Linked DNA regions of Homo sapiens: regions 2 and 3 are each linked to region 1. The links are chromatin loops, found by intact Hi-C in ENCODE. Cell type or tissue: endothelial cell of umbilical vein. All regions are shown on one strand. Each heading gives the region's core, and the rest is flanking DNA. Links, peaks and the distances in the headings are about the cores only.

What was found. Peaks named below come from ENCODE experiments on the same cell type or tissue, not always from the same donor. Only the 100,000 strongest peaks of a DNase experiment are listed, where the experiment ranks them.
Region 2: it touches region 1 in a loop (2.5-fold over the local background); 1 of 110 quality-filtered maps calls a loop at or near these places.
Region 3: it touches region 1 in a loop (2.3-fold over the local background); 1 of 110 quality-filtered maps calls a loop at or near these places.

Annotation. Positions count from the first base shown.
Region 1 is chr2:170,067,260-170,078,370 of GRCh38, reverse strand. It overlaps UBR3 (ubiquitin protein ligase E3 component n-recognin 3), which reads right to left. Exons shown (of 39, transcript NM_172070.4): 36 at 4,764-4,943. It also overlaps the pseudogene NSA2P5. Among named protein-coding and RNA genes, the nearest start is that of MYO3B, 110 kb to the left of the region's middle. RefSeq lists an enhancer at 1-595. In endothelial cell of umbilical vein, for the core only: no CTCF peak of the experiment used is centred there; a DNase peak (open chromatin) is centred at 4,900; H3K27ac peaks cover 347 bases.
Region 2 is chr2:169,956,121-169,967,231 of GRCh38, reverse strand. It overlaps UBR3 (ubiquitin protein ligase E3 component n-recognin 3), which reads right to left. Exons shown (of 39, transcript NM_172070.4): 24 at 8,706-8,794. Among named protein-coding and RNA genes, the nearest start is that of UBR3, 130 kb to the right of the region's middle. In endothelial cell of umbilical vein, for the core only: no CTCF peak of the experiment used is centred there; no DNase peak of the experiment used is centred there.
Region 3 is chr2:170,216,405-170,227,515 of GRCh38, reverse strand. MYO3B (myosin IIIB) reads right to left here. Exons shown (of 35, transcript NM_138995.5): 6 at 10,121-10,197. Among named protein-coding and RNA genes, the nearest start is that of MYO3B, 44 kb to the right of the region's middle. RefSeq lists enhancers at 5,228-5,728, 5,324-6,523. In endothelial cell of umbilical vein, for the core only: no CTCF peak of the experiment used is centred there; a DNase peak (open chromatin) is centred at 5,515; H3K27ac peaks cover 1,306 bases.

The DNA.
Region 1 (11,111 bases), core at 1,281-9,280:
GTGTGGAGTTCACTCGTGGGTCTCTGAGACCCAAAAATTGAGAGCATTTTCGCACCCCAGGGGCTGCGCCTGTGCCATGCCACAGATCAAATATATTGAATTACACTGTAAATGCCATGGATATCATTTGGATTACCATGAGAAAAAGGGAAAGAAGGAAAGTTGAGAGGCTTATGAACATTCAAAGAAGTCAAAGAAAATGATTGGTCTGAAGGCTAAGCTTTATCTTAAACAGCACCATGCTGAGAAAATACAAATGAAAAAGACCATCAAGATGCATGAAAAGAGAAACACCAGACAAAAGAAAGACTCCACAGGGAGCAGTACCTGCCTATCTGCTGGACAGAGAGGGACAACCTCAAGCTAACGTACTTCCCAGTATGATTAAGCCGAAATGAAAAGAGAAAGCAGGAAAATGGAAAGTCCCTCTGTCTAAATGTAACTTGCCCAGGGAGATACAGAAGTGTTAAGAGTTATTTGAACAGAGCCAGGTGCAGTGGCTCATGCCTGTAATCCCAGAACTTTGGGAGGCCAAGGTAGGCAGATCATTTGAGGTCAGGAGTTCAAGACCAGCCTGGGCAACATGGTGAAACCCTGTCTTTACTAAAAATACAAAAATTAGCTGGGCATAGTGGCAGGCGCCTGTAATCCCAGCTACTCAGGAGGCTGAGGCAGGAAAATCACTTGAACCCAGGAGGCTGAGGTTGCAGTAAGCCAAGATCGCTCTACTGCACTCAAGCCTGGGCAACAGAGTGAGACTCTGTCTCAAAGTTATTCCAACAGGAAAGAGAAAGACGCAGGCATAGAGGAGGATGGTTACTAAAGTCTGCTTTGTTGGAGATGGCTTTACAAGAAAACTACTTATCTATGGAAGATTCATCAGGCCAATGGGCTTGCGTTTCAAGAAAGCCCATGTAACACATCCTGAACTGAAAGCCACCTTTTGCCTAACAATACTTGGTGTAAAGAAGAGTCCCTCATTCCCAATGTATATAACTTTGGATGTTATTACCAAAGGTACTGTTACTGAGGTGAATGTGAGTTGGGCCTTGTGACACAAGGAGGCAAGGTTATTTGGGGAAAATAGGCTGTGGTTACCAACAATCCTGAAAATGATGGATGTATAAATGCAGTCTTACTGGTCTGACAGCACTTTCATAGATATTTATTGAAGACTACACACCAACTGAAAAAACTGCCATTACTGTGATGTTTCTGAATACTACCAAACAGCCTTACATGTCTGCAATCAAGAGATTTATTAAATTGTAAACATTAAAATGGAAAAAAAAATTCGGTCTTAAATTTCTGCTTCACTGCTATTCCGGACTCTTCTGCGGATTTACAAGCTATGTACTGTCTAACCTCTAGTACGGTTTATAACATCACAAGGGTGGCTTATCGCATTGCCTGGAGGGATTGACCATGACTATCAAGAAGAATAAAAATATTGCCATACAATTGGTAGAGCAATATTTTGGAACTTAAAAACCCCTACCACCACCCCTACCATAGACCAAGCTTGAAAGGCAGAAATTTAACACAGAATGATTACAGCCTTATAGAAACAAAGACAGGACCAATCACCAGAAGCTCAGCCCTTTCAGAATAAAGTTTGGTATCACATCCTTGCTCAAACAAATCCAATCATCCGTTGAGGTGTGCTGGATCACGGATGGTAAAAGAAGAAAGTCATATATATTTGACTGTATATTAGCTGCAGCTTTATGACTACTTGCAAATCTTGCTTACTGTATCATATATCTTTGCAACATTTTCATTCTCTTACTATTGAATTCAGGGTGAGCAGGTACTAATTAAAATTTTCCAGGCCATCTGGGTGTGAGTACAAATGACAGGAACAATGGACATCTCTCAGAGCTACTGGATGCAGAGAGGCCTGATGATGTAAGGACTATATGTGACATCAGGTTGCTTATTTGGGAAAGTCACAGATGCATTTGCAGTCATAAGTAAAATGGTTACATCATTTTCAACAGCAGAAGTGAAACTGTGAATGAGAAGAAGGGTGTGTATGAGCCAGGCAGGTAAGATGTGAAAGTAGTGGGCCACTAGTTTGTTTTTTAAATCCTCCTAGCATCCTTTGCTGCTTTCTTATATTAATAACATTATAAGTTCTTTTAGAAAATAACCCCTTTTCTTGCTCCGTACAGTTCTGATGGGGCTGTCCCCAACACAAGATCCTGCCCCACCACTGGGGTATATGTATTACAACAGTTAGGCCAACCAGATTCTCTCTCCCAGGAATCTGAACCTTGAGCATGCAAATTAAAGGAAGGAAAATGGTTGAGGCTTAGTTATCTGGTGGCAGCACTTCAGAGAAAACAGAGCAGAGATATTTGTGGTTTCTCTTCTTCCCAAGCGATGACAGTTAAGCTCTTCAATTCTGCAGGTTACCAAGTATGCTTCCAATGAATCCTGTTTTTTTTTTTTTTTCTGTCATAGTTTGCTTTGGTTTTCCTTATTTTAAATCAGAACTGGATTTTGTTGTTCCCAAACAAAGAATCTTAACTGATAAAAAAATTCAGAAGTAGTAATTCACAGACAGTTTTTCAAGGGTAGTACTGTTGGACTATACAGCTCCTGTCACCATTTACCCTGCTAAGTCTCGCTATACAGATTTAACATTCCTGAGAAAGAGAATCTGGTTGACCTAGGGTCAGGATCAGGGTTAGGAACACAAGAGTGGAGCAGGGACACAAGGGGGAATACAGGTCAAATGGTGGTGTACTTACATAACTGGCAAAAATTCTGCATTAGCATAAATTAATAAATTAATCAAATGTCTACTACACTGCCTCTACAATAATTATCACCTAATTATATGAAAAGATTAAATATTTTAAAATGAAAAATTCTTATTTTCCATCAGCATACATACAATAATCATTCATCTAAAATGTAGGCTTGATTTTAACCTATGGCTCATATGAAGACAAACTCTGGGTGTGCTCATCACTTTTTTCCCTGCCTTGGTTCTACAATTATACCCCTCTTACTCCATGTCATCCTGCATAGGTTTTCAGACATCAAAGTATGATGTCAAATTATTGCTATATGCTCTGTGAATAAAGAAATTACTAGACAGGAAGATATTTGTATATGTAATATGCAAGATTCAATTAACTTGAATTTCCCTTTTTTTTTAAAAAAAGGGTATAAAATGAGATAGCATCTTTTTAAGGATTTCAGCAAAAAATGGAAAAGAACAAAAGCAGAGACATTTATAACTTATGCTTATCTTTTATTATTCACTCCAATGTTTTAAAAATGAAACCTAGTCTGACACATTCATCTGAAATATTAATTTTTTATTGTCCCTTTGATGTTCAAAATTAAAATTCTCACTTTCCCTGAAACTTGGCTCCCCTTTAATACGTTCTATTTCTGCCAAAGACACCACCCCACAACTTAATTGTTCTACAAATATTTATTAGGTGACTAGTATATATGAGGCACTTTCTAGAAACCGGGGATAAATAAGGAACAATTTCTGCTTCGTGGAGCCCCCATTCAGATACATTAAAGAAACAAATGTAATGAACATGGCAACTGTTAGAGAAAGTCACAAAAGTACAGCCTTATAGAACAACAGAAAAAAAAGGGATTAGGATGTAAGGAAGATGGACTATCAGACAAATCTTCATGGAGGAAGTCACATTTATCTTAGCAAAGGTAAATGTTACTTAGCAAACAGTGATTATTAATTCAACAGAAGGGTAGGAAGGTTGCTTTAGTAACAGCAATAAGTAATGTTCTAGAAGTTTAAAAATGTATAGCATACTTATGAAACATTCTTTTGTGATTTGAGCAAGGTAATGGCAGAGGGAGGCTATACGATGAGATGGAAAGGCAAGCAAGATGGTGAAGATCCTTGAGTGCCATGCAAGGAGTCCATACCTTCTTCCATAGGCAATGGGGCATCAGCAATGGTGTTTAAGCAGCCGCATGTTCCTACTGTAGCTGTATATACTAGACACTACTCTCCTAATGATTGGAGTTCAAGATCTTAAAGTCATGTACATCTGGTCACCAAGTCCTATATTTTTCTCAAATGTCTCTTACATTAGTTACTTTCCAAGTTTTACAATCAGAAAAATAGTCTAGATTTTTTTCACCACCTAAATATTTTCTGGCTTCCCTTTATCCTTACTTTAATTTATCCACTAAAAAGACACCAGAATTACTCCCCAAAATACTACTTTCATCACATTATTCAATTTTAAAAAACTGTAGTTCTAGAATTCTGAGACTCCAACCATGGCATACACAGCCACTCACTGCTGTTCCCACTCTACTTATCTTCAATACAAACCCTTTAACTAGCTGAGCTGGTAGCATAGGCCCAAGAAATTTTAAAGTTAAAGACATGACCTTTTAGATTTGCTAGTCCAATTTGTTTTAAAAATATAAGCCAGTTCTTCAAACAAAAATGTAAATTCCTTGTCTACCTTAAAATTCCTTTGTATCTACCAAGTCTAATCCTATGATTACTTAAGGTATTCAATAAAAATCTGCTGACCCCAAACAAACTAAAAGTATTGACTAATGCCTTACCTTTGTTAGCTGAAATATTTCTTCCATTATAAATACAATCTACATAAGTAAACAATTTTTTCAATTTAATCAAGTTTTATAATTGCTGTCAAAAACAGATGACCTAAAATTTAACAGTCCTCATTATTCTCTTACCTATTAGCATATCACCACCGTGACAAGCTAGTACAACTCTTTTAACATACCTTTCCTTGTTCTGCATGTCTTTCAGTAAATGATTTTATCTCAAAACACCACTGAGTTATAATATCAAATGCTGGAACTGGCCAATCCAGACAGGAGGCACTGATGAATGGATGTTCTGTTTGGTAAAACGTTGGCAGAAGTCCCAGGCAGCTGGCAAGAACTGAAAATTCTTCTTCTTCCTTTTAGACATGAAATAGGAAATTCTGAAAATATTTCATCAAGAACATTTCCTATTACATAAAAGGTCACCCTCATCAATTACTTTGAGACAATAAGAAAACTTTCTTAACTGAGTCAACTGAAAAAAAGTGAAGGGAGTAAGAGAAACAAGAGAGAAAAAGGTTCCTAGCTGTTATATCTAAATATCCCCAAAATACATCTCTTTGAAATATAACTCCTAAATGTCATCTGCTTCTTTTATACATTTATTTTTTAAATAGAGTTGTTATATATCTAATGGTTCTATAGAACCTAGCTACTCTATGAAAGCAAATGTTAATATGGGGCAAAGAGAAAGTTATTTCTGGTTTAAAACTTTTAGGTTGTCAGTGTGGATAAGGAACAATAATAAAAACATGGAATTCACGAGAGAGTGCTAAATAATGTGCCTAGACTTTGAATGAGTGTGAAACAAAATCAGTTTTAAAAAGGGGGGTGGAATTGTTAGGAGCCAGGTAATCCAAAGCTCTATTTGCTAATAAAAGTACCAGAGATATCAGTGACCAAGAATTCATATCTTAAAAGTTGATATTTAAAGAAGCTTATTAGTCTTGGAAACACAGAAATATATTCCCCAATCCCTCTTTATTTAACCGAAAGACCACATAGGAAGCTAATGTGTCTACTCTCCCTTGTCCACAGAATCAATTCCTATTATCCTCCAAATTCCAGCTCACTAGGGAAGCCTTCCCTGACACCATTTAATGAAACCTCAGACCACTCAGCTCCATTCAGATATAATTAGTCCTTCAAATCTTGTAAACACTTTTATTCTTGCATTTATGTTCCTATTACTTTTTTTAAATTTTATTATTATTATGCTTTAAGTTTTAGGGTACATGTGCACAATGTGCAGGTTAGTTACATATGTATATATGTGCCATGCTGATGTGCTGTACCCATTAACTCGTCATTTAGCATTAGGTATATCTCCTAATGCTATCCCTCCCCCCTCCCGCTACCCCACAACAGTCCCCAGAGTGTGATGTTCCCCTTCCTGTGTCCCTGTGTTCTCATTGTTCAATTCCCACCTATGAGTGAGAATATGCGGTGTTTGGTTTTTTGTTCTTGTGATAGTTTACTGAGAATGATGATTTCCAATTTCATCCATGTCCCTACAAAGGATATGAACTCATCCTTTTTTATGGCTGCATAGTATTCCATGGCGTATATGTGCCACATTTTCTTAATCCAGTCTATCATTGTTGGACATTTGGGTTGGTTCCAAGTCTTTGCTATTGTGAATAGTGTCGCAATAAACATATGTGTGCATATGTCTTTATAGCAGCATGATTTATAGTCCTTTGGGTATATACCCAGTAATGGGATGGCTGGGTCAAATGGTATTTCTAGCTCTAGATCCCTGAGGAATCGCCACACTGACTTCCACAATGGTTGAACTAGTTTACAGTCCCACCAACAGTGTAAAAGTGTTCCTATTTCTCCACATCCTCTCCAGCACCTGTTGTTTCCTGACTTTTTAATGACTGCTTTAAAATCAAATTTGCCTTCTCCATAAAACTGTGAGTTCTCTGGAAGTAGGAACTCTGTCCTCCTAATGCTTGGCACATAGCAGACGTTCAACAAATGTCTGCAAAACTAATTATGCACATTAAGTACAAAATTCTGAAATATGCTACAAAGAAGAAATGCAGATGAAAAAGAAAAATTATATGCAGGCTGAGAAACATGTTAATTTTCAAATATCTAGAAATTTACAATTCTTCCATTTATATAGTTTAACAAAGAAGGCATTTTAAAAAACTTTACTGAGCTATAAATCCACATACCATAACATTCAACCATTTTATGTATAGTTTAATGAATTTTGGTAAATGTATAGTCATGCACCCACCATCACAATACAGTTTTAGAATAATTCCATCACACCCTAAAATTTGCTTATGTTCCTATGCAGCCAATCCTGGCCCCTACTCTTTGGACCCAAACAGCCACTGATATTTCTACTATTAAAATCATACAGGATGTAATCTTATGTACCTGGCCTCTTTCACTTATTTTGAGACTCATTCATGTTATACCACATTTTGTTCATGCATTCACATGTTGATGGTTGTTTCCAGATTTTGACTATGAATTTGGCTATTATGAACATTCATTTAGAAGTCTAAATGTAGACATATGTTTTCATTTCTTCCAGTTGATACTTAGCAGAACTGCTGGGTTGTATAGTAAGCATATGCTTAATATTTTTAAAAACTGCCAAACTTTTTCCAAATTGACTATACCGTTTTGCATTCCTATCAGTAATGAATAAGATTTCTAGGACTTCAAATCCTCGCCAACACTTGGTATTATCACTTGTGATATTAATTGGTACTTCTCTAATGAACAAGGATGTTGAGTATCTTTTCATCTACTTGTTGGCCATTCATATATATTCTCTTAAGAAGTATCTATTCAAGTGTTTTGCCCACTTTTGTGTTGGGTTTTTGTTTTCTTACACTTGAGTTAAAAGAATTTTTGACACATTCTGGATACAAGTCTTCTTTCACACAGCTAGAAAAAAATTTTAGGTATAAGCCACATACCATAAATGTTACTCTTTTAATATATACAATTCAGTGGTTCTCAGTATATTCATGAAATTGTGCAAGCCTTGCCAGTATCAAATTCCAAAATATTTTCATCACCCCATTGTAATTTGAATTATGTTATTAATTTCATTTTCAGATTGCTCACTGCTAGTGTATAGAAATACAGTGAAATTTTTGTACATCTATCTGTATCCTACAACCTTGCTGAACTTATTAGCTCTAATAGGTTTCTTTGGAGATTCCTTATGGTGTTCTAGAGGTAAGGTCATTTTATTTGCAAACGAACTGTTTTACCTCTTCCTTTCCAATCTGGATGTCTTTTTTTCTTTTTCTTGCCTACCTGCCTTGCTAGAAAATTTAGTACAATGCTGAAAAGTGGTGAGAGCAGGCATCCTTGTCTTGTTCCAATCTTGTTCCTGTCTTTCACTATTAAGCATGATGTTAGCTAATAGTTTTTGATATGCTCTTTTATCAGGCTGAGAAAATTCCCTTCTATTCCTAGCCTTGTGAGTGTTTTTACCATGAAAGTACATTAGATTTTGTTAAATGCTTTTCTTTGACAAATGAAATGATCATATGGTTTCCCCCCCATTTATTCAATTAATATGTGAACTAAATTAATTGACTTTTGTTGTCGAACCAACTGTGCATTCCGGGATAAACCCATTTGGTCATGCCCATGTTCAATGCAGCATTAGTTACAATAGCAAAGATATTAATCAACCTAAGTGTCCATTGATGGATGAGTGAATAAAGAAATAGCCCTCTGTATTCAGGAGTTCCATATCCATGTACTCAACCAGCCATACATCAAAAATATTTTTTTAAAAAATAACAATAAAATACAAATAATATAATAACTATTCGTATAGCATTTATATTAGGTATTATAAGTAATCTAAGGTGGAGATGATTTAAAATATATGGGAGGGTGTGCATATGTTATAAGCAAATACTACACTATTTTATGTAAGGGACTTGAACATCTAAGGCTCTTAGTATCTGGGGGGGGAACAAATCCCCTACAGATAGCGATGGATGACTGTATACACATGAAATATTATTCAACCTAAGAAAAGAAGGAAATGCTGTCAATTTATCACAACATGAATGAATCTGAAGGACATTATGTTAAATGAAATAAGCCAGTCACAGAGAGACAAATACTGCATGATCTCACACTGGAATCTTAAAAAGTAGAAGCAGAGTAGAACGGTGGTTGCCAGGGTCTGGGAGAAATGGGGAGATGTTGGCCAAAGGGTACAAACTCTGTTATAAGATGAATAAGTTCTGGAGAGGTAATGTACAGCATGATGACTATATTTAATAATACTGTATTGTATACTTGAAATTTGCTAACAGAGTAGGTCTTAAATGTTATCAGAAAACAGATAACTATGTGAGATTATGGATATGTTAATTAGCCTGATTGTGGTCATCATATACAATGTATACATATATATCAAAACATTACATATTGTATACTATATATATAATTTTTACTTGTCCTTAATATTTATAACTCAAATATTTCTTGTACCTCAATAAAGCTAAAAGAAAAATACCCATTTGGTTATAGTGTACTATCCTTTCTATTGCTAATATTTTGTGAAGGCTTTTGCTTCTATGTTCATGGGAGACATGGGTTTGTAGTTTTTTTCATAATGCCTCATTCAACTATCAGGATAAAACTGGCCTTATAAATTGAGTTCAGAAGTGTTCCTTCTTCCTTTATTTTCTGAAATAGGTTCAGGAGTATTGGTACAATTTCTTTCTTAAATGTCTCAGAGTTTACCACAATGTTATCTTTGTTGGTATAAAGTTCTTGATATTTCTTTTCTGGATGCATAACAATTATATAAGTTTGATAACTAAATTAATTCTTACTTGATATACATATATTCAGATTTTCTATTTCTTCTTGAGTCAGTTTTAGTAATTTGTATCTTTCAAGAAATTTAACCATTTTATCTAAGTTGTCAAACTTGTTGGCAAATGTTATCTATATATTCTCTTATGGCTCAATATGGATGTCTTCCCTTTCATTCCTGATACTGGTCATTTGTACCACCTCTCCTTTTTTTTTCTTATCAATCAGCTCTCTTCCAGCTCAGCTGAGCTCCTGTCATCTGGGTTTTACTGATCTTTGTAAAGAACCAGATTTTGGACTCATTCATTTTCTCTACTGTTTTCACTATTACAACTTCACTGATTTCTGTTCTGATTTTTATTATTTCTTTTCTTTTACTTGCTTCAGGTCTAATTTGCTCTATTTCTAGCTTCATATGGTAGAAACTTAGATAATGATTTAGATCTTTCTTCTTTTTAATTTTTATGCGTTCGTTCATTTTTTAATTTTTTTGAGACAGGGTCTCGCTCTGTCACCCAGACTGGAGTGTAGTGGCACAATCTCGGCTCACTGCAACTTCTGCCTCCAAAGTTCAAGTGATTCTCCTGCCTCAGCCTCCTGAGTAGCTAGGACTACAGGTGCACACCAACATGCCCGGCTAATTTCTGTATTTTAGTAGAGACGGGGTTTTACCATATTGGCCAGGCTGGTCTCAAACTCCTGACCTCGTGATCTGCCCGCCTTGGCCTCCCAAAGTGCTGGGATTACAGACGAAAGCCACTGTGCCTGGCCCTTCTTTTTTCAAATAAAGTATTTGAAGTGATAAATACGCCTCTAAGAACTGCTTTAGCTGGATCCCACAATTTCAGTATATTGTGTTTACATTTTCACTCAGTTAAAAATATTTTCTAGGCTGGGTGAGGTGGCTCATGCCTGTAATCCTAGCACTTTGGGAGGCCAAGGTGGATGGATCACTTGAGGTCAGGAGTTCAAGACCATCCTGCCCAACGTGATGAAACCCCATCTCTACTAAAAATAAAAAAAGATAGCCAGGCATGGTGTTGGGCACCTGTAATCCCAGCTATTCAGGAGGCTGAGGGAGAAGAATTGCTTGAACCCAGGTGCAGAGGTTGCAGTCAGCTGAGATCACACCACTGCCCTCGAGCCTGGGCAACAGAGGGAAACTGTCTCAAAAAAAAAAAAAAAAAAATTATTTCCTTGTGATTTCTGCTTTGATCCACAAATTACTTAGAATTATGATGCTTATCACAGATTTGATGATTTTCTATCTGTTATTAATTTCTAATTTAATTCTGTGTAGTCAAAAAACACACTTTATAACTCACTTCTTTGAAAATTGATACTTTACGGCTTGACACATGGTTTATTCTAATGAACGATATTCCATGTGTAGTTGTATATATATAATATATATTCTGCTGTTTGTTGGAGAAGTTATAGATGTAGTTATGTCATAATAGTGTTGTTCAGGTCTCTTTTATCCTAGTTGATTTGCTCTCTACTTGTTATTGATTACTAAGAAGGCACACTGAAGTCTCCAAATATAATGTAGATTTGTCTGTTTCTTCCTTCAATTCTGTCATTTGTTTATATAATTTGGGGCACTGTTATTTTGTGCATATATGTTTACAATTATTATATCTTCTTGCTCTATTGAGAGAGGGAATTTATTTTACATGTAATGCACAAAATAACTTGGG
Region 2 (11,111 bases), core at 943-8,942, 110 kb after region 1:
GCATACTCTCCTCAATTTGCTTTAATATGAAGAAATAGTAAAGAGCATGCAAAACTTCTTGATTAATAGCTCTTGTTCCACACTTACTACTGTATAACCTCAAATTTACTTAATCTCTCTAAGCCTAGGCATCTGTATGTGGGATAATACTACCTATCTCATGGATGTGTCAAGACAAAATGCAATATACAGAATGTATTATCACAGTGCTGAGTACACAGTTAACATACAAAAATATGTTTCATCCTCATCATGATCAACCACCAAAATTCATACTCTTGGACCCAGACCAAAAATAGAGGAAAAACTGTATGTACATAATGTTTATTATCATTAATATTAGAAAAAAAAACCCTACACAGTCCACTTGTGGGTGAATGATTAAGCAAGCTGTAGAATAAAAATGATGACAGCAATAGCCAACGTTTATATAATGCTTATTATGTACCATTCTATTCTAAGCATTTTAAATGTACGTACATTTGACCCTCTCAACCCTATGAGGTAGTATAAAAATTCCTTTGTAACAATGTGAAAACGAGGTAGAGAGAAGTTAAGTAAATTACTCGAGGCAATGGAGTGTGGCTGAGCTATAAACCCAGTCAGGCTCCAGAGTCCATGCTCACAACCACTACACTATACTGCTTCCCCAAAGAAGTACAGACTTTAATAGTTACAAGAAGCTTTCAATAATAATGTAGGGAAATTCTTACACTAAAATATTGGGTAAAAAGGCATGGCATAAAATTGTGCTATATAGTATAATCAGTAGTGTACATGTTATTTGGATAGTGGGATCAGGGATAAAATTGTTCCTTCTTGAGGCTTTTCTGTACTGTATAAATTTTACAATTAAAATGTAATATGTTTAATAACAGAAAGTAATTCCCAAATAAATTCTTATTCTTTATTAAGTACCTGAACTCTCACTGGGAACGTAATTCTGTTGCATTTCAGCTATACCTATCTGACAAACCGGACAAATCTTAATGGATCAAGGTTATAATCTAACACCTTGACTCCTACACATAGATGGCTAGTAAAAATTAAAAAAGGTGGTGGGGAGGATAATGATCAAGAAAGAAGGATGAAAGGAAATGCAGAAGTAATACTGCCTCTTCATGTAGGAAACTTGATAACTAGAGAAAGGCATTAAACAGATAGGCAAGAGTGCTAATCACAGTAGAAATGTGTTGCATTCAGAGAGAAAAGTTTTCATACTTAAACTACCTAATAATGTACTATATTTGATTAGAGGATTTATAACATACTGTATGTTATAAATTTGAAATATTTTGTATGTTATGCTTCTACATTAGAATTTTTGTTATATACAAAGATATAGACACAATAAAAAGGAGCAACTACAGTAGTCTCCCCTTATCTAGGATTTCACTTTCCATGGTTTCAGTTACCTGTGGTCAACCATGGTCAGAAAATATTAAATGGAAAATTTCGGAAATAAACAATTCAAAAATTTTAAACTATGCACCATTTTGAGTAGCGTGATGAAATCTCATACTGTCCCATTTGGTCCTGTCCAGGATGTGAATCATCCCTTTGTCCAGCATATCCATTTCTGTTATCAGATCAACTGCTGTAATATCCCAATGCTTGTGTTCAAGTAACACTTATTTTACTTAATAATGGCCCCAAAGTATAAGAGCAGTGATGCTGGCATACTGTTGTAATTGTTCTATTTTATTATTGTGTTGCTAATCTCTTACTGTGCTTAATTTATAAACTTTATCATGTATAGGAAAAAAACAGTATATATGGGGTTTGATACTACCCATGGTTAGTTTCAGCCATCCTCTGGGGGCCTTGGAACAGATCCCCAGTGATAAGGAGATACTACTATACAGATTATTTATGTCCTTACAACACAGATATGAAATAAGACACACAAAAAAAGGAATTTGACAAATGAGGGAGAGGATCTGGCTAAGGTTAAATTGTATCAGTACTGCTGCCAAGTATTAATACTACTTCAGGTATAGGCCCTGCTTCGTGTGTTAATAATACTATAGTACAAAAAGTGACATGTAAATAGTCATTAAAAGCAGAACAACATGTGACTTTGCAAGTTTTATCTTGAGCAATGGGTGAAAATGGGGTCTCAAACAGGCTTTTTGGGGTCAGATATCTCTGGAAAGAGACTGTTATAAATAAAGGGAATACAGAATCAGTGTGATCTGGAATCCTAGTGGTGTGGCCATGGCCAACATAAACAAATGAAATGCCCGTAAATCTTTATTGCCTCACCTGTCACCACTGCAGCATACAAGAACCGAGACTGGGAGAAAGTAGAGCTCATTATCCTGAAGACTTCTGTGAACTGCCTCTGTTTGCTAGCAATCATATTTGCCTGATCCCTCAATTGTTCTTCCTGTGCCCTGGCTACTGCCAAAAGAGGTCAAACCTTCCAAAAATTAGGACATGGAGTCAATAACTTTGCACTTATGACATTCAAATCTATGATCTTGACTATAACTGAGCTGTAAGCATTGTTTATCAATCTTTATTTATAGTCAGCTTTCATGACCAATGTCTCCCACTCTCCTCAGCAATTCCAAACTTCAGGTCACATTCTTTTTCACCCAGAACTCACCTTTTACCTAACCCTGAAAACTAAAGCAATCAAACGTCATCTGCCTGAGCTTCCCATTTCCCTTAAAGCCAGTGGAACTTACCTCTATCTCCATCCATTCTTTCCTCCTTCCCTCCAGTTTCCTCAGAGGATAAGGTGACCATTCTCTTATTCAAGGCAATACCACCCAATCTGCTCTGGGTACGTTGCTTAATTGATTCCTCAGAAAATTGTTTTTGTTTTGTCTCACTTGTGAGTGGAAAGTAGCAAATAAAAACAATTTCTTAAAGTATTAATTAAGCTTTTCTCTTAGTTCTTAAAATTGCAAACATACTGACATGGGTGAACTAAAACTGTACATCAGACTAGTTACATCACCTGACAAAAAAAGGACTGCTCTTAAGTAACTTCAGAGCACAAAACTTTGACTATATATCTTTGGTGGGATGCAATGAGGACAAAATAATCTGTAAACAATTTAAAATTTGTTATACTTTTTAAACATTTTTTTTAAATTTAAGAAATTTAAAAGTTTTATTCAATAATTTCATTGTTTAACATAGTACTGAGTTAGATATTCTGAAGCTATTTTCTTTGTTTTGTAGGAAAGTAATTTTCTTAGGTATGATGTACTGTGATTGTGTAAGAGAAGATTCTCAATCCTAAGGCATGCATGTTAAAAGTATTTAGCAGTAAGGTCTGCAACTTACTTCATTTAGTAGAGAGAAAGCAAGAGAACAAATACAGAACAATGTTAACAAGGTGATGGTTATATTGGTATATGGGTGTTCACAACACTATTCTGTCAGCTTTCCTCTATGTTTGGAATTTTTCATAAGAAAAAAATAGCATTGTAAAACCTCATTTTGGTAAAAAATGCATTTATATGCATATGTACTTAGAAAAAGTCTTGTAAGGGTATAACCTAGGTTAGGAAATCTGGTAGTAAAAATATATTAGTTCTTATTTTTTATTATTTGTGTTTTCTAACTTTTAATAAAAAATTTAGTGCTTTTGTTATAAAAAATTAACTTTATACACTGAAATAATACATATTAAGTATTTAACTCAAGATTACAGGCTAAATATCTGCTTTTGTCCCGCATTCTTTTTTAAAAAACTCCTACTGAAATAAAGATAGAAAAAAAAATGAAGAAATATTCCCACAGAATATAGAAAAAGGATGAAGTGGTAGGAGAGAATTTCACCAGCAAATAAGAGATGTCAATAACATTTCTGAGACTGGAGGAGAAAGAGACATGATGACAGAGAAAAGATATGTGATATCGGAAAGTTACAGAAAAGGAAGAATTGATCTATCCATTAGAATGTCAACTCTGGGCTCAGAATCAGCACATGAGGCAGAAGACAGGAGCCATAAGTATAAAATGACTCTGAAAACAGAATAATTATTTGAAGGACTGTATACAGACTTCACTACATAGCACCCCAATTCCTTCCCCAACTCTGACTAAACAGAGCATCCAGGGGGCTTGGCATTTACCTCACAGAAAAAACGGATCATCCACAACAACAAAAACCAGCCTATTCTTATCCAAAGAAACTGAACAAGCAGCTTAGAGAAAACTGGGGCTTCTAACGTGAATGTTAGCATCTGGGCGCTCTGACCTAGAGCAGTCAGCCCTTCTCCCAACCCTAATCCAAATCTGACAGTCAACACACTTTACCCATGTACACAGACTAGAGACAATTACTAGGACCAAACCTCTTTACACCTCAGTAAAATAAACCCACAAGAGCTACCCAGACCACCTCTCCAGGACAATCAAGAATCATCAGGCAAATGAGGAAAACTAGCAACATGAAAGACTAACATAAGTTTTTCAAGCAATTTAGAAGGATAATTTAGAAAAACAGATAAAGAAAAAAAAGAAACACCCTAAACTCTTTCAGAAAGATTTTTAGAGAAAATTCTATACACATAGTAAGAACAAGATACTGAAGAGAGGAAATCTCTATGTATGTAAAACAAAAAGAACAAATGATATAAAAGATAAAACACATTAAAAAATTAAAAGATCAATCTAGGAGATCCAACATCCAATTACGAGTCCCAAAAGAGAATAAAATGTAAGAAGGAAAGTATTGCTGTATAACAAAATACCCTGATGCTCAGTGGCTTAAAAAGAATTATCTCAAACCGTTTCTGAGGGTCAGGCATCTGGGAGCAGCTTAGTGGTATGGTTCTGTCTAAGGAGCTCTCCTGAAATTGCTGTCAAACCTGCAGTCATTTAAAGGCTTAACTGGCACCAGGTGCAGTGGCTCACACCTGTAATCCTGGACTTTGGGAGGCCGAGGCAGAAGGATTGCTTTAAGGCCAGACCAACCTGAGCAATACAGAAAGTACCTTGTCTCTTTAATTAAAAAAAAAAATTTTTAAGAAAAAAAATAACAAAATTAAATAAAAGCTTAACTGGGACAGGAAGTTTCACAACCAAGCTCACTCACACGACTGTTGGGGCAAGAAGCCTCAGTTCCTCACTCACATGGGCCTCCGCAGGGATACTCATGACATGGCAGCTGGCTTCCACCAGAATGAGTAATCCAAGAGAGAGAAAAAGTAACAAAGACAGAAGCCACAACGTCTTTCATTACCTAATATGAGAAACAATATACCTTCACTTCTGCCATATAGGTCATGCACTTCTATGTAGAAGACTACACAGGGCATCAGGACCAGGAGACAGGGATCATTCAGAACCATCTCGGAGGATGACTATACCAGTTATCAAAAAAAAAAAAAAAACATGGGAAAAAATTCTCATAGTTTCAGAGATATGAATCTTCAGACTGAAAAGGCTCATTGAGCACTAAGGAGGATGGGAAAAGATCTCATAGATACAAATGATAAAACTTCAGATCTCTAAGGATCAGATAATCACAAATGTGTCACAGGAAAGGAAAAAATGCTCACCTACAAAGGTGTAAGAATTAGATTACCACCAGACTTTTTATCAAATGAACGGTAAAAGACAAAAGGGCAATGCCTTCAGTTGTAAAGTTGTGACAGAAAATGTTTATCAACCTGGAATTCTATATCCATCTAAATGAACAATCAAGTGTGAGAGTAGACTAAAGTCCCTTCCAGAAATAAAGAATCAGACGGTTTAGCTACCAAACATGCATTATTAAGATCTGAACCAGGCATGGCAGTGCATGCCTATAGTCCCAGATACTAGGTAGGCTGAGGTGGGAGGTCTGCTTGAGCTCAGGAGTTCAAATCCAGCCTGGGTAACATAGCAATACCTTGACTCTTAAAAAAGAAAAAAAATGTATATATATACTTGAATTGGTACCCCAATAAAATAAGATTTTTTAAAAAGATGACGTTAATATGTAAGAATCTCTATTATCAATCCCAAAAGGGGAAAATCCTAAGGTAATAGCTATAAGGCATGCCTGGAGAACAAATGGACCAGATTGGAAAAGAACTGGTCCATTGGAAAAGAATTCCATGCAAAAGACTACTGTATGATTGAGTAGATAGAATAATAGAGATATCATAAAGGCACATTGGTTCTTGCTACAATAAAATTTTAAAAATAAAATTTTAAAAAGACAGTTGGGGAACTTCAAGGAAAACAAAAGGCAACATAACAAAGTCATGGTCCATATAGAAACAAATAAGAGGTGGTATGGGTTTAGCAATCAAGGGACTGGAAGAAAAGAGGCTACGTACTAAAGATAGTCTCTTTGAAGGGGTCCAGGAGTTGAGCCACTGGACTCAAAAACAGTCGATGTAGAACCATTATGTAGCACATTATCTAGTCTTGTACTCAACAGCATTCAAAAAGTCATACTAATACAAACTCTTCATTGTTTTAATGTCTTCATATGGAAGACATTAATGTGACTGCAAAACAAAATGTCAGCAACTTTGACAATTTAAAAGTTTAAAAGTATCTGAAAAAAGGCAAGAGGTAAAAGAGGAAAGGAAGGATGGGGTGCTTATTAGTTCATTTTATATGAAGCGGTATCAAGATACTGACTACTACAATAGAACGATACGTAAATATTGTAATTATATTAAACATGTAAAAAAACAAAAATATAATTATCAATTTTTGTAAAGAAGAGAGAGAGAAAGGGAAAGTAGTGTCAATAAACTAAACCCTCTTCTTTCATATGATAAAGTCAACTGATGCTAAATAAATTCCATAAACAGAATTTCAGTACAGGTTAAGTATCCCTTATCTGAAACGCTTGGGACCATTAGTGTTTCAGATTTCAGTTTTTTTCAGATTTCAGAATATTTACATAGATATAAAGAGATATCTTGGGGCTGGAACCCAAGTCTAAACACAAAATTCATTTACGTTTCATACATACTTTATGCATACAGGCTACGGTGATTTTATACAATCTTTTTTTTTTTTTTTTTTTTGCTCTTGTCACCCAGGCTGCAGTGCAATGGCATGATCTTGGCTCACTGAAACCTGTCTCCTGGTTCAAGCAATTCTCCTGCCTCAGCCTCCTGAGTAGCTGGGATTACAGGTGTGCACCACCAAGCCCAGCTAATTTTTTTGTATTTTTAGTAGAGACGGGTTTCACCATGTTGGTCAGGCTGGTCTCAAACTCCTGACCTCAAGTGATCCACCCACCTCGGCCTCCCAAAGTGCTGGGATTACAGATGTGAGCCACCGCACCCAGCCTTATGCAACATTTTAAATAATTTTGTAAATGAAATATAGTTTTGACTGCAACCCATCACAAGAGGTCAAGTGTGAAACTTTCCACTTGTGGCATCATGCCACAACTATATGCCAACCAGTTGGAAAACCTAAAAGAAATGGATAAATTGGCCTTTGGTCTTTCAGACCTGTAACAATGGCCTCTTGGGGGTTTTCAGCCTTCAGCCTCAGACCGGGTACTGTACTTTCAGCTTCTCTGGTTTTGAGGGTTTTAGACTTGGAATGAACTATGGTACTAGCTTTTCTCATCCCCCAGCTTGCAGATGGCTGATCATGGGATGTCATCTTTGTAATTACATAAGCCAATTCTCCCTAGTAAACTCCCTTTCATATATACATATCCTACCATTTCTGTCCCTCTGGAAAAACCTAATAGAGATTTTGAACTTCATAGCTCTCCAGTAACAGACCCAAATGAAAAGGAAATCAACAATTGCCAGAAAAGGAACTCAAAAGACGAATCTTAAGTTAAAAACTTTCCACTTGTGGCATGATGCCACAAGTGGAAAGTCAATGCTCAGAAAGTTTTGAATTTTGGTACATTTTAGATTTCAGATTTTCAGATTTTCAGATTAGGGGTGCTCAATCTGTATTCTTTCTGTCAAAGTTATATCCTGAACATTAACTACACTAGATGGTTTAGAACCCATTAGGCTAAATCTGAACTGATCGCTATACATTTCTTCAGGAAGTTGGTTATGAGTTTAGGTAAACAAAAATGCATGAAAATGTACATGCCTGCTTGAATGCATATATGTGTGTATTTTAACTAAATGCATGACTTTATTTTCTTTCCACAATTTTTTCTAAAAATCAAAGAAAAAAATTTGCTGGAATGGAAGAAATAGTCAGGGAAGGGAATACCCTGGTTAACTAAAGACTGACACTGAGATTTAATCTATTTCTCCAATGTGTGTAAAAGGCTACTATCATACAGAAACATGGTATCCTCTCTCACTGTATAAATTCTAATGCTAATCTTAATGGAAATGAGAAGTTCACCTGATTTTAAGAAATAATGAAGGGATACCAGAAAGAGGCACTAGAAGCATTTGAAACTATTTTAAGGATTTTAAGATAATTTCACAGAAAAAGATCAAGACAAGTAAATGTACATTGATGGATCTCACAAATCTAAAGACCGTTTAACAGAAGAGAACAAAAGGAGCATACTATATTGCTACCATCAGGAAGAACTTCCTAACAATTACAGCTACTAACAACAGAATATAATAAAAGTCTATAATAAAAGTCTGATCTTCCATCACTATATTGTTTAAGGACCAAATAAACACTAGAAATCAAAAGTGTGTAATGTTTTAAATTAGTAAAAGACTGGACTACATCATCCCTAAAGTAATAAGTATAATTATGAGAGTTCTAAACTAATAATTTTGACTTACCAACATCCATTGCAGTTTCCATAAAGCTTTTCTGTCGTGAAGCAAACTCCGCAAGCAATTTCTGCTGCCTCTCTCTAGCCTTCTGTCGCCTAGATTAAACAGAAATAAAGTTTTAAGTATCAGATGCGCTTAAGACCTAGCTACTATATTTCAGGAGTATATAATGTATGAAAAGCCCCTGGCACACAGGTGAGAACAATCTATTTTCTGTATTATGTATTAAATTTCTTCTAATACTTGATTGTCCTTAAAAGGATTCTACTAATTTTAAAAGGTTACAAACTCACTGGTTTAATAGATAAAAATAAAAGCCAAGATGTACTTTAAAATGTGAAATAATAATTAAGGTAGATAGAATATTTGGATTTCCAATAACACAAGTTCCTAAGTATACGTCAGAAGGTAGCAAGACCAAGAACATATTTTTTTAGCAAGAGACTAACAATTTAATCCCAGGCACAAATAACAGTAAACTGATTGCTAGAAGAAGCTATGATGTTTAGATATAAACAAAGTCTAAAAGATAGGAATAGTCATATTTACTGTTACCCTAAGAATAGGCCTCTCCTAACAGAGAATGAACAGAAGCCAGTAAGTTTCCCCGTTTCTACTAGGACATATTTCAAGTTTGGTTTATTTTGTATAAAGTAAAAGAATGTGAAGGAGTCTCAAACACAACATAAGAATAAAACTGTATTACAAAGCCCTAAATATTCCCTTGGATTAATTCACTATATTATATTTATTATGTATGCCTTATCTACTTCCAAAGAATATTTTTTTTCTTTTTGTAGCTTAACGGCTAATTTTATTTTATTATACTTTAAGTTCTAGGGTACATGTGCACAATGTACAGGTTTCTTACATATGTATACATGTGCCATGTTGGTGTGCTGCACCCATTAACTCGTCATTTACATTAGGTATATCTCCTAATGCTTTCCCTCCCCCCTCCCCCGACCCCACGACAGGCCCTGGTGTGTGATGTTCCCCTTCCTGTGTCCAAGTGTTCTCACTGTTCAATTCCCACCTATGAGTGAGAACATGCAGTGTTTGGTTTTTTGTCTTTGTGACAGTTTGGTCAGAATGACGGTTTCCAGCTTCATCCATGTCCCTACGAAGGACATGAACTCATCCTTTTTTATGGCTGCATAGTATTCCACAGTGTATATGTGCCACATTTTCTTAATCCAGTCTATCACTGATGGACATCCAAAGAATATTTTAATTGCAACTGGTTGCCAAAAAAAAAAAATCCACCAATACAGTGTTACCATAACATAAGAATAGGAAAATAAGTCAACTAATAAAGAAAGGAGACAGGTTTCTTCAGATTATGTGATGCTAACAATACTAGTAAGCATAAAGTTTCACTCCCAGTAAGGAAAAGTTAAATTAATAATTTAAACAAGAAGTGAAGGAGAGGAAGAAGAAAAAATGAAAGGTTAGAAAAGGTAAATTATATGTTAGTTCACGGAAGAGATAAATTTTTACTTGAACAAAACTCAAAGAGGAACTGATGTCCTTTGTGTCATACCCATAATACAGAAGACATGAGAACATAATGGACAGAGTATACTACAGCAGTTTCTTTAATGACCATTTATTATATCTATACAGTATAGAAGTCAAAGCATTATGTTAAACTGAGAGTCTATGCAATCACTGTTATGGGAAACCTAAAAGTATTTTTCTATTAATCTGATATGATTCAAGGATATAACATACAAAATTCAGAAGAATGAAATACAGTAATTTTTAAATTATCCACACATTTGCTCCCATGAAATTAGTGGGGATAATCAGGAGCAACTACAAAGTCAAGTTCTGTGGTCCACTTTACCATGAGAAGTTACATATTTTTGCCAATAATATTCAAAAAATTGTTAACACTCCTTTTCTAACATTTACAGATAATTTAGGATCCACATAAAAAACTCGCCTTATTATTTTATAACAACAATTCTTTTATACTGTTTTTGAGCCAAAATATTATTATCCAGGTTGATCACTCAACTTATTCATCAAAGTTAACTCTCAATGATGTTGGCCATTTCAAAAAATTAAATCTACCCATCCCCTCTCTTCCCTTTCTGAACATGTCCTAGCACAGAGTGTCAGGACTCGACAACCTGGCACGGGAGGGCATTTGTATGGTAAAAGATTAGAAGAAAGTGGTTATATATAAGGGAGTTGATTTTTAAAAAAGTTATATATATATATATAACATTTTAGTTAAATATATGTAATTTTTAACTAAAAAAGTTAAATATATCTATCCAGATAGATAGATACACAGATAGAGAGAGAGAGAGAGAGAGAGTTATAGGTGTCAGGTATCTCACTGCAGAAGTAGAGAGTTACAGAGTTACTCTGGAAACTGAGAAAGAGAGAAAACAAGAATGA
Region 3 (11,111 bases), core at 1,786-9,785, 150 kb before region 1:
CCCAGGAGTTCAAGACCAGCCTGGGCAACATGATGGAACCCTGTCTCTACTAAAAATACAAAAATTAGCGGGGCGTGGTGGCACATGCCTATAATCCCAGCTACTAGAGAGGCTAAGGCACAAGAATCGCTTGAGACCTGGAGGTGGAGGTCGCAGTGAGCCAAAATCACACCACCACACTCCAGCCTGGATGACAGAGCAAGACCCTGTACCCCCCCACTTCCCCTCACAAAAAAGTATGAGAAATACCCGGGACATAATAGAGCACAAGAAACACTAGTCCATCTGCCTCTACTTGTTCCTATTTCATCCTACTCAAGGCTCCTCTGAGGTCCCATCCCTCATGCTGACTGCTCTCCCCCATTTGCTCTCATGGTGGCTCAGTGGCCATCAGGCAAGGAAGCAAATGTAGAGTTTGGCTTGGGTGGGAATTCTCTTTCATGGGCTGAGACTGTACCCAGAACAGGGCAGTGGAGGCACTGACTGGAGGTCAGTCATGGGTAATTTGGGACCCAGAGCTCAGGAAGAGCTGAGGCCAACTCTGACATTCCTTCAGCAAACACTTCTGTTCCTGCAGTAACAGAATCAGTTTTTCCTCTTTTCCTCTTTGGTGGATGAAGAGAAGGGGCAACAGCAGATGCTTTGACCCTTCTCACCTCCCCAGAGAGGAGTGAGGACAGCCTTAAAAATTCCAAATGCTCCTGGTAGTTGTTCCTTTGACATTTCTGGCTTAGCACTTCTCACTCAGCACTCGGAGGGGATGTGAGGCCTCTGCTCTGGGCCTCACATGCTTCTGCACATCTGGGATCTAAAGCCCTCAGATAGGGTCTTATATTTAGACCCACCAGGAAGAGGGTAATAACATATCACCACCTCCTCCAGAATCAGCCCCCCGCCTCCACACTGACATATGACACATGACTCAACCTCCCCACAGAGCTCCAGCTGAGAGGGAACTATCGCTGGAGCTGAGGTGAAAACCTGGGGCTGCATCCAGTCATTTCCACCCCTTGCACCTTGGGCCGTTTGCCTGCTGGAACACTGAGCGTCTGGGTTGTGCCTCAGGGCCTTAGAAGACAGAACCACTCTGCAAATGTAGGCAGGCCAGGGCCAGCCTCAGAACCAGAGAAGGAATCTGTTTCTTTGAGCCTGACACACAATGCCTGGGGTGAACCAGGCAACAGCAAAAGGTTACGGAATCTCAGAGATGAATGTCTCTGGAGAAGGTAGGCAGGTCTTTCAGCCAATGATCTGAAGTTCTAAACCTCTCATTTAACTCTCCTGAGCTCCCAAAGCCTGCATTCCTCACAGTGATATGACCGGCAGACAGGGTCCCATGAATCTCCAGTCTTTTAACAGAGCCAGGTAAAATGGAACCTAGCAGCCACGGCATCAACATTAGTTCACTCTTACTGGGAACTTGGTGAGATCCCACCCTCATTGCTTGTGGAACATCAGAGCCATGGAATATGAGAACTGAAAGCAGGTCTTCCCTCTAAAAACAGTAAATGTTCCCTGTAAAATAGACAGGACCTTAAAAGGCAAAGACTACCTAAGCCAATTTCTTCTTTTTTACAGATGAGAACAGGCTAAGCAGAGGTAGGCATAGGGGCAACATATGCCACCACTGTTAGAAGCCCCTATTGCGTCTGGCACTGCCCTGAACAGTTGCAGTACATTATTTCATTTTATCTTTTCAGGCAGGTTTTTTTCTCCCCATTTTACCTCTTTTAACTTCTCCCCATTTTACTAGTCAGAAATATTAAGTAACTTGCCTGAGGTTACTGGTTATATGGGTAGCAGGTATCTATGATTTGCTCCCAAATCTATCTGACTCTAAAATTTGTGCTTTTTTATTCAAACTGAAGCCATATTAAAATAACTGAACCACAATCATTTTCTAGAAAATGAGTGGCAGAGCCAAGAGTAAAATGTAAATCTCCTAAATTCAATTCTAAAGAACTTTATTTTATTTTTTCCATATCCTTCTCTTGGGCATTAATTACACTGGCTTTTAGCATCAGATTGAAATATTACATTTTCCTTCATATATTAGGAAGGATAATTCTCATCTATGTTAAGAATTGGGGGAAAAAACAATTCATGACTTATCTGGTACACTGGTTGTCACAATTAAATAATTTGCTGTGGTATAGTGGTTAAAAGTAAGGACTTTGGAGACAAATATCTGGGTTCAAACTCTGGTGGCATCACCTAATAACTTGTCCAAGGACAAGAATAATTACTTTCTGTGACTCATCTACTTCACCTAAAACATTGGACTAGCAATAGCACCCCCTTTTTGGTAGTGTTGTAAGATTTATAAATGAGTTAATACACACAACTCACTTAGCACCTAACACATAGTAAGCACTCGCTAAACGCTAGCTCTTATTTGGGAACCAAACCCATTAGCTAGAGCTTAGGGAACAAAATGGTAATAATGACAATAATAATAATTCAACTCTATAGTGTTGTATGTCTTTCTCAGCCCTTTGACACAAAATATCTCATTTGTCATCTCTAGCCCTGGCAATGCCAAAGGAAATAGCATTATCGTATCATTTACTAGGAATGGCATAATTAACAAAGGCAAGAGTGGCTGCAAAAAGCTTGCGATATTTCTGCATTAGTGTAAGCTAGTTGTTATGGCAACCGTCCCTTGTCAACGACCCTTTGCCAGGCAGAGAGAGACCCATTTTTGGAGCCGTCACAGCACATCTGTTTCTCTGCTCAGCTGATTAGCTCTTGTTTGCAACAATGAGCAGATGGAAGTAAAGAGGGGGAGAATTTTCTGAAAAGAAGCAAATGTTTATTTTATCCACAAGTCTGTTTTCCAGTACAGAAACAGACCGTTAGCTGTTTTAGGAAGATGCTGCATATACTAGATCCTTAATGCATGGCGGAATTGCAAAGTGTAGTCAACCTATAAATTATAGGTGATAGGTCCTTCATGTGCATCTTTTAAAATGATGTCTCACACTCCAATTTCAGAGTATACTTCCACTATATCTCTGCGTGTCTTTGTTATATGAGCTGGTGTCTCAGTTAGCTGGTACACATTTTCCACAATGAATATCCCATATGAACACACTGTAAAGTGAGAGTACAAGTATCCTTTCCCTGCCTTGGTTTCTTCATCTGCAAAATGGGACTTGCATTCCCATGCTCTCTGAAAAGCCAAACAGCTTCAATATTTACTAGGTATGTGAATTTGGGCTCGATTCCTCCTATAGCTCTTTAAGCCTCACTTTCCTCAGTGATCAAATGGAGAAAATAACATCCACTATTGAGAGCTGTTGTGAAAATGAAATAAAATATTTTAAAAGCCCCTATCATAGTCCCTGGTATAGAGTCAGTCCTCAGTAAGTGAAAGTTTCCTTCCCACTATGCCTCTGCTTAGCAAGTGCAATGTTCAAAATATCTGACAATCAGGTGGCATGTGGCACTGGCCATCCCTGCTTGTCAAACAGACCTTTCCCCCCATAGTTACTGGATCATCAGGTCAGAAATGTCCCAGGGTAAAAGACAGGGCACCTCTGGTGGCTGAGGAGCACTCAAGGGGCTCTGGATGGCAGCCATTTACCATCCAGAATGAATAGTTTAATATCTTAACAACCAGCCTGGCCACACAGTGTACATCAGCTAAATATAAGCCATTATTTTCAAAGTCTACTGGTGTCCTCAATAAAAACGATAATGACAACATTGGTTCTTTCTCTTGGGTTTCAGTCACTTACAAACACTGAGTTTAATTCTTTGCTATATGTGATGGTAGAAAAAGTTTTTTAGGTATCAACTACCCCTAACCCCCTGCCATTACCATTAATCAACATAAACTAGGCTTGTATCCCTTTTGCTATAGGCCAGGATATTACCTGGCATGTGTTTGATATAAAAATTGGTTGAGCAATATTAACAGCGGACACGGGTTACATTGGAAATCCCTTAGTTGAATAAGTCACAAAATATGGATTCCAGTCACCATTACCCACCTACCCACTCTGTGTCTATGGACACTTGGCCTGACAAAGCCTTAGATTCTTTATCTACAACATCAATGTAATCATGCCCGAGTGGCACTCTCACAGGTAGATGACAGTGTTTTTAAAATACTATTTGTAAAAATTCTACGCAAATGTGGGATACTATTATTCATATTACTTACTATAAGAAATTGGCTGTCAGGAGATAGTGGAGGAGAAAAGAGATAATAAACATGGCTAATAGGAAGACTGTGTTGTTTTTGTGAGTTTTTTTAAGTGCATAAAATGCAGGCTAAAGTTTTAGGTCAGGAGACCAGAGAGGCTTAATCAGGTAAAGAGAAGGTTCAAGGAAGTGACTATGAGCTGGCCAAACATCTCAGGAGATAATAATAATTTTAAAAATGCTTTGCCTGAGAGTAGGTAGGAGAGAACAAAAGTCTGGGGGTGTTGGGCGCCCACACAGGAAGGCAATTTGGTATGCTTTGTACCTTCAGAAAGAACCACGTTTGCCTCAAACACCAAAGGCTGAGAGAGTGCAGACAGTCTATGTGTGTGGTGTGTGTGGAGTAGGGGAGGTGGTTGTGTATGTGTGTGTAAACAGGCAAAGCTGAGCCTCTCACTATGCTAGCATCTATAACCTGCAGCCCTGCAGGTTCTAAATAGTTGACTAATTACCTTGGAAACTTGAATGATTTAATACAAAGGAAGGGTGCTAAATATTAGTATTTGGGAGCTTGTTATTGGTTGAACTGTGTCCTCCAAAAAAAAGATACATTTAAGTCCTAGCCCCCAGAATCTCAGAACGTGAACTTATTTGGAAATAGGGTCACTGTATATACAATTAGTTGAATTCAGATGAGGTCATACTGGAGTAGGGTGGGCCTCTAATCCGACGGGACTGGTGTTCTTATAAGAAGTCATGGACATGTGAAGACACACAGAGAAAATACCACGGCACTACAAAGGCAGAGACTGGAGTTACGCAGCTTGCAAGCCAGGGAACACCAAAGATCACCAGCAAACCTCCAGTAGCTGGGAAGAGACAAAGCAAGATCCCTCCCCTAGAGGCTTCAGAGGAAGCCTGCTGGCATCTTGGTTTCAGATTTCTAGCCTCCAGAAGTGTGAGATAATATATTTCTGTTGTTTAAAGCTACCCAGTTTGTACTACTTGATTACAGCAGACCGGGAAAATAAATATAGGGTGGAAAAGTCTTCAACCCCAAGAGAGGAGGAAAACCCACTTTAACTTCTCGCTGTTTGGTTGCACCATGAGTGCCTTCACCTGTGGCTATTGGCATGTTGGAGCCACTACTGCCCCTCAGATATTCACAGGCACTGTTGTCATAACTGCCCTAAAGTCAGTCCCAGAACAATGAAGCCATGCAGCTTGCAGCAGTCATAGCCAGGGAGATTTAAAAATCGGAAGTTTTCATGACTCTATTATTATGAGCTGCTAAATCAACAAACTCCGGAACAAACTACCTCTGATCTTATTATACGAGAAACTTAATTATCTATTGTTCAAGTTATTTTGCTCATGATAATCTCCTAAATAGTCTCCATGTGAAATTTTTCTTTCTCTCTTAAGATAATCTTTCCTGTAGTCACAGTATGCTACTCACATACAGTGTGTTTAGTTTATAAAAAATTGTTCTGATCTTAAGCCAGGCATGTTGGGGCATGCCCTGTAGTCCCAGCTACTCGGGAGGCTGAAGCAGAAGGAATGCTTGAGCTTAGGAGTTGGAGACCAGCCTGGGCAACATGGTAAGACCCCATCTTTTAAAAAAAAATTCTACTGATCTTGACTTTTAGATTAACCCTTTTATTATGCCAAGCAATTTATTTCCCCAGTAGTATTGTTTCAAAGTTCTAATACACTAAGGGCATCCCACAGAACTCTTCTCCTACACTGCTGAGTTGATACTACTCTGCCAGTATCTTTCAACTTTAGTAGTGTCCAAATGAGGTAGTAAGAGAAAATGAGTAGGGAGTATTGACAATATGATAGTCATTTCATGCTGCAGCTTTGAGGTGCCCCAGTGAACTGTGTGTCTTGACTGCTCATCAACATTTGATTGTACTGTGGTCACATTCCATTAGCTACCCGGTTTGTAGAATAGCTACCTGAATTAAATATTACACTTACTCAAGCTTGTGGAATAAAAATGGAAATAAAAAAGGGAAAAAACAATTTGGTTCAATTCCTCAAAAATAAAATAGGATCAAGGATCTCTCAGCTGCATTTTAAAAATAAAGCACAAGTCATCTGCAATGCTCTTATTCCACTGGCATTGGTATTGCGTGCATTGTCGTATTTAATCTAAAGACCACTTATTCATACAAGCAGAAGTGAAAGCATATCAGGATCAATATACCACACAGGCCATCATATGAAGACAGTGTTAATTTGAACCATTACTGATTATACTTTCAAGGACTGTTCTTGACCCAAAGCATTGCTCAGATGGACAATATAAATGCTTGTTGAATTGAATTGAAAAATGGAAGGTTGTTCTTGTGGACATTCCTATGGAGGATTATGGCGCAAAAAGAGACTTTGTTGGAAAAAATGCTTCTCCATTTAGAAAATAAAAATGTGAGAATAGTGCAGGCCTGATTCCCAAGAGCTACAGCCTGGGTCCCAGAGCATACTGGACACAATCACACATCCTGAGAGAATCCTGCACTTGAACAGTCAGACATTCACTCCTGCAACGTGCTGTCAAGGTGTCCATACCTTAAACTGCTTACTTTTCAATTGATCCACTGCAACAGGCAGGATGCAGTGCTGGCTTTTCCCAGCTAACAGGGGAACCACTTCCAGGGAATCTGAGCAAAAAGCTCACCATAAACTGTCCCCTACAGAAACACTCCATTTTTTTTTTTTTTTTTTTTTTTTTTGAGACGGAATCTGGCTCTGTCGCCCAGGCTGGAGTGCAGTGGTGCAATCTTGGCTCACTGCAAGCTCTGCCTCCCGGGTTCACGCCACTCTCCTGCCTCAGCCTCCCGAGTAGCTGGGACTACAGGCCCCTGCCATCCTGCCAGGCTAATTTTTGTATTTTTAGTAGAGATGGGGTTTCACCGTGTTAGCCAGGATGGTCTCGATCTCCTGACCTTGTGATTCGCCTGCCTCCGCCTTCCAAAGTGCTGGGATTACAGGCGTGAGCCACCGCTCCCGGTCAACACTCCACATATTTTATTCAATCCAGTTAAAGTTGGAAAGTCAGAAACACCTCTTTTTTGATTGTTTTGTTTTGTTTTGTTTTGTTTTTGAGACGGAGTCTCACTCTGTCTCCCAGGCTGGAGTGCAGTGGCACAATCTCGGCTCACTGCAAGCTCCGCCTTCCGGGTTCACGCCATTCTTCTTGCTCAGCCTCCTGAGTAGCTGGGACTACAGGCACCCGCCACCATGCCCAGCTAATTTTTTGTATTTTTAGTAGAGACAGGGTTTCACTGTGTTAGCCAGGATGGTCTCGATCTCCTGACCTCGTGATCTGCCCACCTTGGCCTCCCAAAGTGCTGGGATTACAGGTATGAGCCACCACACCCGGCCACAAACACCTCTTAATAAATGTACAAAGCCATTTATACATAAATGTACAAAGCCAAGAAAATGCTTCTCTTAATTATATTTTGTGATTTTGAAAATACCAATTTGCTCTAGAGTAGAACAGGAATACCATCTTCCGTGTTATATCACCCCAAATATTAGTTGAGTGACCTTAGTTATGCTTTCCTTTCAGAACAGATCTAAATCTACAGACAAATTTGCTAATATCAATAGTTGTGAAGCCGTCCTCAAACTGTCCTGCAAGTGCATCTTATCCCTTTGGCTTTCTTACAGATGGATGCATTCATTCATTCAACAGATTTTTTTTTTTTTTGAGAGACAGAGTCTAACTCTGTCACCCAGGCTGAAGTGCAGTGGTGGCATCTCTGCTCACTGCAACCTCTGCCTCCCGGGTTCAAACAATTCTCCTGCCTCAACCTCCAGAGTAGCTGGAATTACAGGTGTGTACTACCACACCCAGCTAATTTTTGTATTTTTAGTAGAGATGGGGTTTTGCCATGTTGGACAGGCTGGTCTCAAACTCCTGATCTCAAATGATCTGCCTGCGTCGGCCTCCCAAAGTGCTGGGATTACAGGCATGAGCCACCGCTCCTGACCCAACAGATAATTTTTTTGAGCATGTACTCTGTATCAAGCACTATATTAAGAGCTTAGGCATCCCAAGTCCCTGGCAGACCTGAGTCCAGTTGGGAGACCTGCCTGCCAACAACTACAATGCAGTGGTGATACTGTATTAAGGGAGGGTCTAAGGACGTGGTGGAAACTTAGGGAAAGGAGCCTCAATGTGGGCAAGGGATTAGGGAATGTTTCCCAGCAGAGCTAGCATTTGAGACTTGTCAATTAAGGAGGAATTTTCCAGAGGCCTGGGGGCCATTCCAGATGATATAATAGTACACCAAGGGTTTAAAGGAAAGACACATCAGTAGGGATTTGGAGAGTCACCTGCTGTTCACTACTGTTGGGGCATTAAGAACAAGTAAATTGGGGGAAGTAATCTGAAACAAGGCTGGATAGATAGGGGCTGGAATATTAAGAGCTTTATTCAAAATTCAAAGAAGTTTTGACTTTATCCTGCAGTGCTTCTCAAAGTGGGATTCACAAAGTCCCTAGATAACTTTTTATGTTTTTGGTTTTGTTTCAGTGATAATTGTATTAATAATAATAATAATGGGAGAAGGAGGAGTAAAAACATAGTCTAGATCATCTGGATGACTATTTGTCACACAGTGTTCATATTATGTTTACTATTAAGTTGGCACCAAGCCAACACAGATGTAACAGTTGGAGATCAAAAGAGGTGCTGTTTGAACAAACAGATTATGCTAGCTGAAATGGAATAAAGTAGTAGGAGAACTGAGTAGCCGCATGGTACGTGGTTGTAGGTGTGCCAGACTGAAAATAACCCATACTATTGTGTCCTGAAACATAAGCACACTGCAAAGGACAATGGAGAGTCACAAAACAGTATCATTTGTCTCATAAAAGTAGAGCTGCTTACTTGAATGTTACTGGCATTGTATAATAGCTTTTTTTCATAATACATTTTTTTCCTTTTGGTTTTATACTTCTGCAAATAAAAATGACAAAGAGTTTATATCTAGTTTTATGTTTTGTAAAACCTATTTAAGAAATATTTAAGATTTAGGTAAACACTGGAAATTGCAGCATTTTTCTTTTTCTTTAAAATGGGCCTATCCATTACCCAGTATGAAAGAAAGAGCCATAGATGATGGGAGGCGGGGGAGGTCACTGAAGAAATTTAAGCAGAGATTAGTGTGAACCACTTACTTTGTTAGGAGACCACTTTGGCAGTCACACAGAGGAAATACCATCATGCAGAGATGGAAAGACATCTAAGGAGGTGACCATCTGAGTCCTTTTATTAAAAGAACCCATTTGTTTAATCCAGAAAGCTGCTCTCAGGCAAAGGTCAGCATACTGTGGAATTAAATGACCTGAAAAACTAAACTGCACTGGTGTTTCAGAGCAAGACTCATCTAGCTGGAAGGTTCCCCAAACTTCTACATGCGTCATTTTCCAGAGAGTTCTGTGATGATGCCAAACCTAAATTAGGAATAAATCCCATGTTTCACTACAGAGAGCCGACAAAGTACACAAGATAAGTTGCTATGTATCTGGTAACAAAAAAACAACCAGGGCCACCGCATATAGTTCTGTAGGCCAGTTGGTGCTGAAATCTGGCTCTTCACAAAGCCATATACCTCTGGGGCTGCATGTATCCAGGGAAGTTGACTTTTTCTAATTTATACAAGGGCTGATGAATTTGCCAAGACATGGCCCTTGGAGGGGGCTGCATCTTCTGGAGGGACACTTTCTTCTAATTGCATGAAGGTGCCCTGTGGGATAGCTATAACTTAATCTTGCTTTTCTGAGGTTACATCTCACCAGCATCGCTGACCAAACTAGTACTCTTAAAGTTCAATGAGGATAATGGACTTTCTTCTCCCTAAAAATTCTGCAAAGCATATGACTTACCCATAAAAAGGCATAGTACCAAGGCATTCAACAAGTGCAAAGAAAGAACTAGGTATTTCCAGCTTACCTCAGGGGCCATCCAGAACGGGGTGCCAACAGATGTGTTTCTCCGCAGACGTGTACTGGTGAGTTGAGCTGAAACACCTATAAGGAAAGAGTATCAGAATTCAAAAGTGAGCAAAGTATGATGCTAGACCAGCAATCGGCAGACTTTTTCCACAAAGGCCAAATAAGTACTTTAGGCTTTGTGGGCCATATGGTCTCTGTCACAACTACTCAGTTCTGCTGCAATAGTACAAAAGCAGCCATAGTAAACACATAAATGAATGAATGTGGCTGCATTCCAATAAAACTTTATTTATAGATGCTGAAATTTGAATTTCATATAATTTTCACGTCACAGAATATTTTGGGTTTTTTTTTTCCAATCATTTAAAAATGTAAAAACCATTCCTAGCTCATAGGCCATATGAAAATAGGAGGTAGGTCATATTTGGCTCACTAGCTGTAGTTGCCAAACTACAACTCTGGAGCATTTATCACTCTATTTAAATCATTAGGATTTTTTTTTTTCCCTAATGGACATCCCTGTCTATATCACTGCAAAAATCAAAAGAAAAATATCAACAACTAGGATCAATCCAAAATATCATCCTATTATATTTCCAAATTATTTCACATGACTTCTTTCTTAATAAGGGGCTTCATTTTATGGAGAAAGAAGATCGGCTGCACTATCTGTAACAGAGCATCAGTGTAGACATAAAAAGATTTCAGTGCCTTATCTTGCCTAGAAGCCTGGAAACCTGGCAAGAAAGCTGTGTTTGTCAAATGGAAAAAGAAAATGACTAATAACATTATCTGGGGCTCAATGTTGGGGACCTGAATTCTAATGTAACTCCAATGTCCTTTAACCAACTGTCTTCTTCATATCACGAGAGCGTAAAGGTCCACAGGATTAAAAATCAATGTTTTCCATCCCAATTATGCTTTTTACTAATTATGTGATTGCTTCACCTTTGAGCCTCAGTTTTTTCATCTTTAAACTAGGGATAATC